Linked DNA regions of Homo sapiens: region 1 is linked to region 2. Evidence: chromatin loops called from intact Hi-C (ENCODE). Cell type or tissue: heart right ventricle. All regions are shown on one strand. Each heading gives the region's core, and the rest is flanking DNA. Links, peaks and the distances in the headings are about the cores only. Region 1 overlaps LOC105378102 (a long non-coding RNA gene). Region 2 holds the start of LOC105378106 (a long non-coding RNA gene).

What was found. Peaks named below come from ENCODE experiments on the same cell type or tissue, not always from the same donor. Only the 100,000 strongest peaks of a DNase experiment are listed, where the experiment ranks them.
Region 1: it touches region 2 in a loop (4-fold over the local background); 20 of 110 quality-filtered maps call a loop at or near these places.

The regions. Positions count from the first base shown.
Region 1 is chr6:163,964,647-163,970,004 of GRCh38, forward strand. All of the region lies in intron 4 of LOC105378102 (a long non-coding RNA gene), which reads left to right. Among named protein-coding and RNA genes, the nearest start is that of QKI, 550 kb to the left of the region's middle. RefSeq lists an enhancer at 1-711. In heart right ventricle, for the core only: no CTCF peak of the experiment used is centred there; no DNase peak of the experiment used is centred there; H3K27ac peaks cover 3,605 bases.
Region 2 is chr6:164,083,139-164,088,456 of GRCh38, forward strand. It overlaps LOC105378106 (a long non-coding RNA gene), which reads left to right and starts at 2,861. Exons shown (of 2, transcript XR_943218.4): 1 at 2,861-3,182; 2 at 3,675-3,861. In heart right ventricle, for the core only: no CTCF peak of the experiment used is centred there; DNase peaks (open chromatin) are centred at 2,213 and 2,533; H3K4me3 peaks cover 1,284 bases; H3K27ac peaks cover 2,830 bases.

The DNA.
Region 1 (5,358 bases), core at 1-5,000, 120 kb before region 2:
ATGTCCTCACAGCCCCCTCAACCGGGATTGTTCTTTTGCAGTAAGAGCATCTGGGGCCTAGATACCAGTGTGGCCCCTCCCCACCACCCCAGCTTTATTAGGGGATCAGGAGGCAAGAAAGGCACACAGGGTCTTGGTTGGTCTCTTAAGTGTAGAAGAATATCACTGCTTATTTTGCAGAAAATCATTCTCCAGAATTAGTCCAAAAGAGTTCACTACAGTTTGTAGCAGGTCATGTCAATGAATGCTATAATAATAGTGACGAGAAAAGAGAGTAACCAGGGTGCCCTCCTGCCCTGGGTTGAGATTTGGGAGTCAGCAGCATCGCGATGGTAGAACATTTATTCCTGGTGACAGCGTCAGAACCAGAAAGAAAACAGCTTGATTTCCAGGTTCCAGGTTGAGCCCGCCAGGCTGGCAGGAAACTCTATTGCTTTCTCAACGAAGGAAATTTGATTCCTAAGTCACTGAGAGAGAGAAAATCAACTCCTTTTATGTCACTTTTATTATATGGTACTCTAATAATTCTGACATCTGTTTCTCTCATTTCTAGATTTTAAGACTTTACTTCGATCTGGGGCCATTAAATATTTGGGACCTTTCTAAGAAACCTTTTTAAAATTAACGAAGCTGTGCATGTGTGTTCTCCACATTGTATTGTATGACCTTAAGACTTGACGTTGCTGGAGGGGAAGGGTTTGTGTTTTGTGAAAACTACAACAGCCATGAGGTTTAATGTTTTTCTTGATCCAAATTGAGGCTTCTCTTCAGAAGTCTCTATATGATCTCAGAAAACTTTTTGCGACTGACCTCAAGGCATCCAAATTATTTTCAATGGAAAGGGCATCCAAGATTTAAAAATACGCTCTAGGCCTGGAAGGACCCTGGAGCCCAGATTGGAAGGGTGGGGTGGTTGAGTGCTGCTGCTGGAAGCTCTCGTAAAAGGGGTGAATGAAGTAAACATCATTAGAATTGCTGGGTGCCAGAGGCGCCTGTGTGACATGTCTGGATGGCTTCACCGAGACACACAACTGATTAGATATTCAAAGTCAGGTGCTAAGAAACCAAGGTCATGCCATACTGCATTTCTCTCAAACAACTGGGCCCAGATAAGTTAAGCAGTGGGTGATACCCCCAGACAGATAAGGTGGCAATTTTTAACAATCTTAAAATATTGTTACAGCAAGGAAGGTCGTGATAAGATCAAAGCATTTGGAATTATGTTAACGGGTGCTGGGATTTCTTTTGCCCTCCCCTCTCCCTGAGCCTCCCCCTTCCTGCCACGTCTGCTTACAAGCACACACATACAAACACCACACACACGGGGCATGGCGTGTTCCAGAACCTGCTGGGATACCGCTAGGCTTTGGAATATGAATGCAGGAAGTGCTCGTGATTTTTTTTTTTTTCCTGTGCTCACAGCAGGTTGATTTATGGCCTGGATTACTGGAAACAGTAATTCTTTGCTCTTTATGATGTTTTGGTGGGGGATGCAGTAGCCTGCAGTCAGAACACCATGATTTCAACTAGGTTTTTACAAAAAGGTCTCTGCAGAAAGGGTGGCTGTGAATTGGTCAGCTTCTGGAACAGAGCAGTTAATAAGACACTAGCACATTAATCATGTGACGGCTATTGGGCTTCGCAGGGACAGGCACTAGCTTTTAAAAACAGCAATTTAGGTGACTACTGTGTTGAAAGAGGTTGGCTGAACACACTGTTTTTAACCCACAGTTAACAGTTGAATTGTGTGGGTGGTTTTTACGTACACTTTTTCGTGTATCTGGAATTTTTAATAACCCTAATACAATAATCTCTTCTATTACCTTTTATCCTATGTCAATTTCCAGAGCTACAAATGTAATGAGGAGTAAGCCAGTTATCTGCTAATTCTGGAGAAACTGTCAAGAATTATTCTGAAATTATCTGGACAATGCATAAACTCTTCCACTTTACCGGGTGGCCCTGGTAACTCCATAACAAGTATTTTGGGGTGGGGGCAGCCACAAAACCAAAGCCACCACTCACTAATGAAATAAATGACTCTCCTCAGCTGAGTTTAAGAAGTTTGTCCTATGTAGAAACTAAAATCTAGAAGTATATTAGAATTTCTGTTCTTTGGACCAATAAAAATTCATAGTATAAAACTTAAGACATAAAATAACAGTGATTTCATGTATCTGCCAGTAGAAAACCACAGTTATCATTTTGTAAGAAACAAAAACACTACGTTTTCAAATCCAACAGTGATTCACTTTTGTTTCCACTCATTTGTTGCATTTTATTAGTGAAATGAAGTATAAAGGAAGCTGCATTTATCGGGCAATTACAATCTACAAGAGGCTATGAAAATGCAGTGGGAATAAACCACATCTTTTGTTTTGAAGGAGAGAAAAGTATGATAATTAATTAGTGAAGAGAGTGAGTGTTTTGAGGGTATTAAAATTATCGCTGTTAAAACCAGACCTGACTAGGTTCAAATTTTGTTTCCAAATCTCACTAGCTGTTTAATCTTAGGCGAGTTATTCTCCAATCTTTCTGTGCCTCAATTTCCTTGTTGTTAAAATGCATATATTCAGAGACCACAGTTCATGGGATTTTCTTGAGGATTAAGGGAAATTATGACAGTGAGTTCACTAAAAAAAAGCAATGTCTTTTATACAGTGACCTCTCAGAAAGTAAATTTTGGCATATCCATATTATAGATTATGATGCATTAATTTAAAATGGTGACACAGTTGTGGATTTAGAGACAAAGAAAAATGTTAATATATTGTTAAGGAGAAAAGGCTGTAAAAGATTTATAAATGTTTTATGCATTTGTGCAAATTACTAACAAAATGTTCTAAGAGGAGTTATAAAACAATAAATGTTTTAGTTGTCTCTCAGATTGGCACAGGTGCAAAAATAAAGTTCATACTCACTGCAGGCCGTGGGTGAGTATTAGACACACTCCTGCACCATTAGTGGAAGAGTAAATTAGTGTATCCTTTTGGGAGAGTAACTACATATATCTATCAAATGTTTCTCTATTTGGCCTATCAATTCTACTTCTTCAAATTTGTGCTGAGCAAATAATCATTGATATGTGAAAAGATTTATCTGTCAATAGAATCTATATTGCAATAAACATATATTATAGGCACATGCAATAACATAGAAAATCTCAAAATCCTAAAATTTGGTGAGAGAAGCCCAGCAAAAGAATGCATGTTCCATAATAAAAATGACTGAATAATTTCATAAAATTCAAAAACAGTCAAAATTAATTTAAAGTATTGGACATCAGGAGAGTAGTTATCTTTGGAGGGGTGAGAGGAGATATTGATGGAGAAAGGGCTAAAGGAATATCTGGAAACTGGGAACTTTCGATTTCCTGATCTAAGTACAGTAGCGCTTACACAGGGGTGCTAACTCGGTACTAATTCCTTGAACTGTGATAAGATGTACGCACAGTCTGTATTCTGTGTACGTTGCTATGTTGTTTATGTGAAAAAAGAATTAACCACTAATCACTGTGGGCTGCCTCAGTAAACTTTTATATCCATATTTTTATTAGCATGCATTAAATTATTAAAGTTATCAATGTGAAAATTTCTAAGTTTACTACTTTTAAATTTATCCCTATGGAAAATCCTAATGACGCAGTCAGGAGAAAACAGGGTACGCGGTAATATATATGATCTCACTGTATTATAAAAATAACAAGCTCCTTATATTTCTGTGTAGACATAGGCACTAACAAACTCTAGACAGCTATAAAAACAGAGACTGTTGGCCGGGCACAGTGGCTCATGTCTGTAATCCCAGCACTTTGGGAGGCCGAGGCGGGTGGATTGCCTGAGGTCAGGAGTTCAAGACCAGTCTGGCTAAGATGGTGAAATCCCATCTCTACTAAAAATACAAAAAAATTAGCGGGGCGTGGTGGTATGCGCCTGTAATCCCAGCTACTCGGGAGGCTGAGGCAGGGAAACTGCTTGAACCAGGGAGGTGAAGGTTGCAGTGAGCTGAGATCATGCTACTGCACTGCAGCGAGCAAGACTCTGACTCAAAAAAAAAAAAATAAAAACAAACAAACAAACAAAACCACACACCAGAGATTGTCTTCACATAATAGAAGCATAGATATTTTTAAAAAATTTTTTAGTATTATCTGGATGTTTTGCAAAGATCATAATACTGCCCTTCTGTAGATGATGGTAGCTACCTCTATAATTCTTCCGTGTGTTGCCCTTGCCTTTGTAGAAATGGAAAAGCTTCACCTCCATTCTCTTAGGATCATGGCTGAGTCCGAGAATAACGTTGACATAAGATGCTTTAACAGGAGAAAAGCCTAATGCAAGTTTGGACGCAGTGTTTCACACCTGTAATCCCAGCAATTTGGGAGGTGGAGGCAGGCGGATCATTTGAGGTCAGGAGTTTGAGACCAGCCTGGCCAACATGGTGAAACCCTGTCTCTGCTAAAAATACAAAAAAAATTACCGCGGCATGGTGGTTTGTGCCTGTAGTCCCAGCTACTTGGGAAGCTGAGGTGGGAGGGTCTCCTGAGCCTGGGAGGTTGAGGCTGCAGTGAGCTGAGATCATGATGCCTCTGCACTCCAGCCTGGGTGACAAAGCCAGACTGTCTCAAAAAAGAAAAAAAAAAAAGAAGACCCAAAAAGTAGTTAGAGTCATTACTTTTATACTGAATTGAACAAAGAGTAGTAACTTTTAAGAAAGCAACTATTGTGCAGGGAGGCTTAACAGATAAGAATGATGCTAACAAGGCCCTCTCAGTTATGACTTCTTGTCCTTGAGGATAAGGCTGTTGCCTCTTTCTAGCACAGGGAGGGCTCCTTTCACTTGGGAATTGCATCTTCTGCTTTTAAGAAACAGCATGAAGGTCAAAGTAATCTTTTTTGCATCTACTGCATTTTGAGTGCCCTTAACTTCGGTAGTCAAAGTGCCAGAAGAGCGTATTTTGGCTCCTTCACCCCCACCCCCAACATGGGCACCAAAGAAATCTTTCCAGCCCCAAGTCAGGTGGCTGCTCTCTCATGTGAAGCCATTTGGGGGCTTCCCGCTGCACCCAGAAGATCCCTGCAGACCTGTCTGCACCCCCTGACTCTCATCTCTCCTGTGCCTCGGGACCCCTGGCCTTGGGCTCTTCTCTCCTTGCCATCTTCCTGCCTTCTAGTACCTGCTTCTGCACAGGCGTTCTGCCCTCCTCATTTGCTCCCTTGCTTTCTTGCGGCCTCAGGTCAAATATCATGATTCTCACCTAATGCCTGCTCTTCTTTTCCTCTAAGACAATGATGAACATTTATACTTTTGTCTTTAGTTTGGGGTTAACTTTTTTTTTTTTCTTTTGAGACAGGGTCT
Region 2 (5,318 bases), core at 319-5,318:
GGAGGGGCAAAGTGGCAGAGTGCATGTGCCAGTCTAAGGCAGTGCCCCAGAGAGGGGGATGCATGGAATTAGGCATTGGTTCCTCAGTCTCACCTCAAGAATGCTTAAGAGGGAGGCTGGCTCATGCAGACAGAGAGGGGGTGATGCGGGGGGCAGGGGGTGGCCTATTCTGATACCTTGTGGGGGTAAGGTTGTGGGGCATCTCTTGGTCAAGTGCAGACTGCAGAAGATGGCTGGTGTGGAGGCCTCTTGAGACACCCTGTCCAAGAGGACCACCTGCCGGAAGGAGGGTCCCAGGCTGGAGGCTACAGCACCCTGCTGGGTAGAGGCAGCACTGGCGAGAGAGGAGTCTGCTGAGAATGCATTTCCTGGACTGGAGATCAGGTGGGACAGACACCGTTGAAGCGGTCTCCAAAAATCCCAGAGGGGCCTCTAAAAGAGCCCCTGTGTATGGCCACCTGACTGCCAAATCAGTGTGCCCCAACCACCAATGACATGACCTCTGGGCAAAACTCCAGGATAATGTGAACCACTCGAGAGACTGAAATTTAGGTCTCAATTGGAGTAGAAATTTTATCATATGAAAACTAAAGACACCTGTAATCCCAGCACTTTGGGAGGCCGAGGTTGGTGGATCACTTGAGGTCAGGAGTTCGAGACCAGCCTGGTCAACATAGTGAAACCCTGTCTCTACTAAAGATACAAAATTAGCCAGGTATGGTGGTGTATGCCTGTAACCCCAGCCACTTGGGAGGCTGAGGCAGGAGAATCGCTTGAACCCAGGAGGCGGAGGTTGCAGTGAGCTGAGATCGTGCCATTGCACTCCAACCTGGGCAACAAGAGTAAAACTCCATCAAAAAGAGAGAGAGAGAGAGAAAACTAAATAAAGAGTCCTAACGTTTAATGACTGGAAAGTAATGGCATCTGCCCCATCCAAGGACTAGGAGTGGGGATCCCACAGCTCATGTGTAGGAGAAGCACAAAGCCTTTTCTGGATAGTGTGCCAGTCAGTGAGTCCAGCCCGCTCAACACCCAGTCACCCTGCACCTGAGTGTGGGACATTCCTGTTACTCTGTGCCCATGAACAATCTCCAGACCCGCCTCAGAGTCCATGTCCTCTCCAGAGCCTGCCTTCGCCTTCCTCTTTGTCTCTTCTTTCCAACTCCTTGGCCTGAGCCATTGCTGCTGGTAGAAATAACATTGCCATTCCCTTCTTGAGGACTGTGTCTTCTGTGATTAGTGTCTAAGTTTTTCAAGGACTCTTGGCCTGGTGCATTTGTGTGTAACCACATGGAGAACATGGAGCTTGGACTATGGCTGATAACACTTTTGGGAAGGAGGTCAAGGACAGGATTAGAGGGCAGTAACCCAGGGCCCAGGAACTAGATGGGGCTCTCATCCATCAGATGCTGATGCTAGCAGGAAGAGCCCTGGGCAGCAGGAGACCGCGATCCATGCCTGCACGCTCAAGTCACCTCACCTGCTGGCCCCGGCTTTCATGGGGGCAGTTGTCTGGATTTTTCAGGAGCTGCTTTCTCAGACTGTTTGCAATCTGCTTTTTGATAGAATGGACACAAAACATATCGGAGACATGACATTCATTTTCTTTCAGGAGTTCAAGGTAATGTTATATTCTCTAGGGGAAGAAGGTACAGTAATGAATGTCTCTTTCTGTTTGTCATCGATTATTTTGAGTTGATTTGACACAGCTGACACCTTCGAGTTTCCACTGAGGCCGTTTAACAATAGGGAGCTCAAGGACCTTGGGTATTCCAGGAAATGTGTCAGCGTGTTTTCTGCTCTCTTTCTACACAGGTCAAAAGTCCTTTTGAGACTTTTCGCTCCTTTCTTCTTCTTCTTCTTTTTGTCTTTCTTTTTGAGAGGCTAGACAGATTTTTGAAAGCTTCCTCTAAACTATGCAATTGGGTACATGTTCAAAAGCGAGACCTTATTTCTTGTGAGAACTTTGTTGCCCTCCCTCTCTTGTCATCCGTCAGAAGCGCAGAGCTTTTTCGGAAGCTTTGACCGTGAAGGATCACAAATTTGTTTCTCAAAGGCCCCTCCGCTGGCTCCTCCGGCCTCACGAGTCCCGTTCCCCGTGTGCTTCTGTCCTTGCCCAGCAGACACCAGCCCCGCGCAGGCCAAACTGGCTCCGTTCCCCCTTTCATTCTTGTCCCTCTTTTCAATCTTTCTCTACTTTTTATGCAAAAAAAAAAAAAAAGTGTACCAGGCCCGGCGTTGCCATGGCAGTCATGGGGCTGCGTGCGGGCCTTCAGTGGATTTGAGCTCTAAACTTGGAAAAAAGTCATAATGCCCTCAAAGAAGCTGGAAGGAGAGAAAGAAAGAGGAGAAAAATAAAACAGGGAAACAGCCTGAGAGGGAGAGATCAGGAGAAAGCAGGGCAAAGCCCCGAAAATACATTCGAGGTGACATCACTGCCTTTCCCACAGAGGCCATTGACTTGGGAGACCGCCCGGCCAGTGGCTGCCCTAAAGCCGGCTCTCCAGGGCCGCGGAGCCTTCGCTCCCTTCCTGAATGCCTTTTTTGTTGGGAAACAGTGGACTGTTTCTGAAGGCCTGCATAAATGACTGAGTAATTCACTGCAGTTGCCAGGAAGTCGGAGCCACTTGTGAGCTAACAATAGTGAACTTTATCTCCCGCCCCATGCTGGAAGTTCCAGCTGTAGGTCCCGAATTCTAATAAGGGCTTTGCTCATGCCTCTGAGGTTATGGTAATATTTTATCCATCTTTCTTCATGAAGACACAGTCGCTGCTGCTATTGACAACCGGAGGCCAGCACTGAGGAGTGACGTGGGCAGGGGGCCAGGGGTGAGGGTGCCTGTGTCGGGGAAGATGGTGAAGAAAATTCAGAGGAAGGAGGAAAGAAAGCGGTGTTCCTATGAGCTCGACATGTTTTCTGTTTAATAGGAGACTCTAAACTGACGTAGAGGAGAGAAGAGAAAGATTTCACTCTGACCCATAAGTGGCTGGAGCGGAAAGATGGCTTCGGACATTTCCCGTGTTTCAGACGCTGCTCCTCCTCCTCCTCCTCCTCCTCAGCAGACGAACCGGCAGCCGAGGCTGATCACGTGCTCAGAATTAGTGTGAGGCTATGAGGTTCCTCTTTGCTCCCCCGTTTGTGGGCAAAGCCGATGTGTATTATTAAGTGATTCTGTATCCAGGTATCAGAGACCCCAATACCTTCTTTACATGATCGTTCTTAGCTAAGGGAAAACTAAGAATTTGCTCACTTCCTGCCTTGTGGGTTCTAAGGACACACCCCAACAAGTTCCTGTGAAGGGGGGCTGGGTCACTGACCCCCTGAGCAACCCCGGAAGGACAATTTCTAGGGCCTGGTTACAGAGATGACAGGTGGCTTAAGAAGTCACTGTGTGCCACGTGCTTTCATGATTATTGTTTCAGTTAATCTGCACGACAACCCTGAGAGATAGTCATATTTTTCCATTTTGGATGTACCCGGCTAGTGTTCATGGTGCCCTGTTGCCTCTGCAGCAGAGCGCCGCATCCTCAGTTACTCAAGTCCCCGTTCAGGTTTCTCATGACCGTGGCTTCTTGTTGAGGGAGAAGTAGAAAAAAATGAGTAAAAAGGGATTGGGGAATCTCGTGGGTGTGGGGGAGGATGGCGCGGGCCTGATTCTCATCTGCCTGCACAGCCTTCCCACGAAAATAAACCAGTGAAACCACCTGTGAGCCACACGTGCAGTTCACAAGATGACAGAGGACACCACAATCTGCAAGATTACTTCAACACAGAGAAGGAGACCAAATTTCAGCTAAGCCCCTGTCACCACCACTGGGAGCTTCTGGGCAAGGGGTCCGCAAGGTTTATGTGACTTTGTGGAAAAAAAAACAAACAAAAACACAGGATGAGGGTGCCTTAGATGAGGCAAAGACCATCTGGCCTCAAAAAGAAAAATCCATTCCTGGATGCTGAAGGACTGGTGATGGATGGCTCAGGCCTTGGTAGTTCAGAGCAACAGCCACCTGGAAGGGACTTTGAACATGAGTCAGGCAGGAAGAGGCAGCCCCAGAGGTGGGCTTCTCCTGGAGAAGATGCACAAAGAAGGAATGGAAACCACCAGGGACATGTCACGAAGGAGAAGGGAGGAACCGAGGGGGACCTACAGAGATGAGAGATGACAGCATAGCAGACCCAGCAAACCATCTCTTTCCCTCCATCATCACTACCACCATCCACCAAGGAAACCAAACCAAAGAAGACAGATGTACCAAAAAGTGCACTCTCATGTTAGAAATCACACCCATGAAATGAACAGGAAGAGAAAATGTGGACCACATTCACAGGAAACTGTAATAAGAAAATAGAAAATGTGAACCAACAGATAGAAGCTGTGAAAAAAAAATCAAGCATGAAACAGAAGAAAATTGTCACAGAAGTATCAAAACTGAATTAAATAGACACAAAAAAGAATTTGAAGATAAGGAAATACTTTAGATCGAAAATTTAAAAATAAAAATAGAGGCAGGAAACAGAACAAAAAAATAAAACAAGAGTTAAGGAAATGCAAGGACAGAAAAGAGAGTAAAATGTTAGAATCTTAAAGGAAATGAAGGCTAAATTACCAAAGATGACCAAAGAAGAATAGACTCAAATAAAAGCTTAATAAGGGTCATGGAAAAATTAAGAAACACAATCAAGAGGATAACATAAAGATATAAAGAAGATGGATAAAAAGAGTGAAAGAGAAAATGGTTGAAATGTTGGAGAAGAAAGATGCAACATTTGTGCTGGTTACTTTTATGTTTCAACTTGGTGAGGCTGTAGAAACCAGTCACTTAAACACTAACCCAGGTTTTGCTGTGAAGGTGTTTTGTAGATGTAGGTTAACATCTATAATCAATTGACTTTAAAGTAAAGAAAGTAACTCTGGATAAGGTGGTGAGCCTCACCTAATCAGTTGAGGAAGTAAGAGAAAAACCTGAGGTTTCCCAGAAAAGAATAAATTGTGCCTCAAGTTTGCAGCATCAACTCTTGGTGAGTTCCCGGCAGTTGGTCTGCTTTGCACATTTTTCTCATGCCAGCGTCACAATCGTGCAATCTACTTCCTTCAAACAAATTTTCATGTATCCTATTGTTTATCTTTTCTCTGGAGAACCCTAATACAATATGTGTATGAGTGTGCATGTGTGTGTGTGTGTGTATGATTGAAATCTCTGAAGAAAAAAAAAACAACGTGGTAGAGCTAATATTTAAAATTATAATTCAAGAAATAAAAAAATAAAACACTGTATTAAAAAATCTGAGTTACATTTAAAGCAGCAATAATAGAAAATTT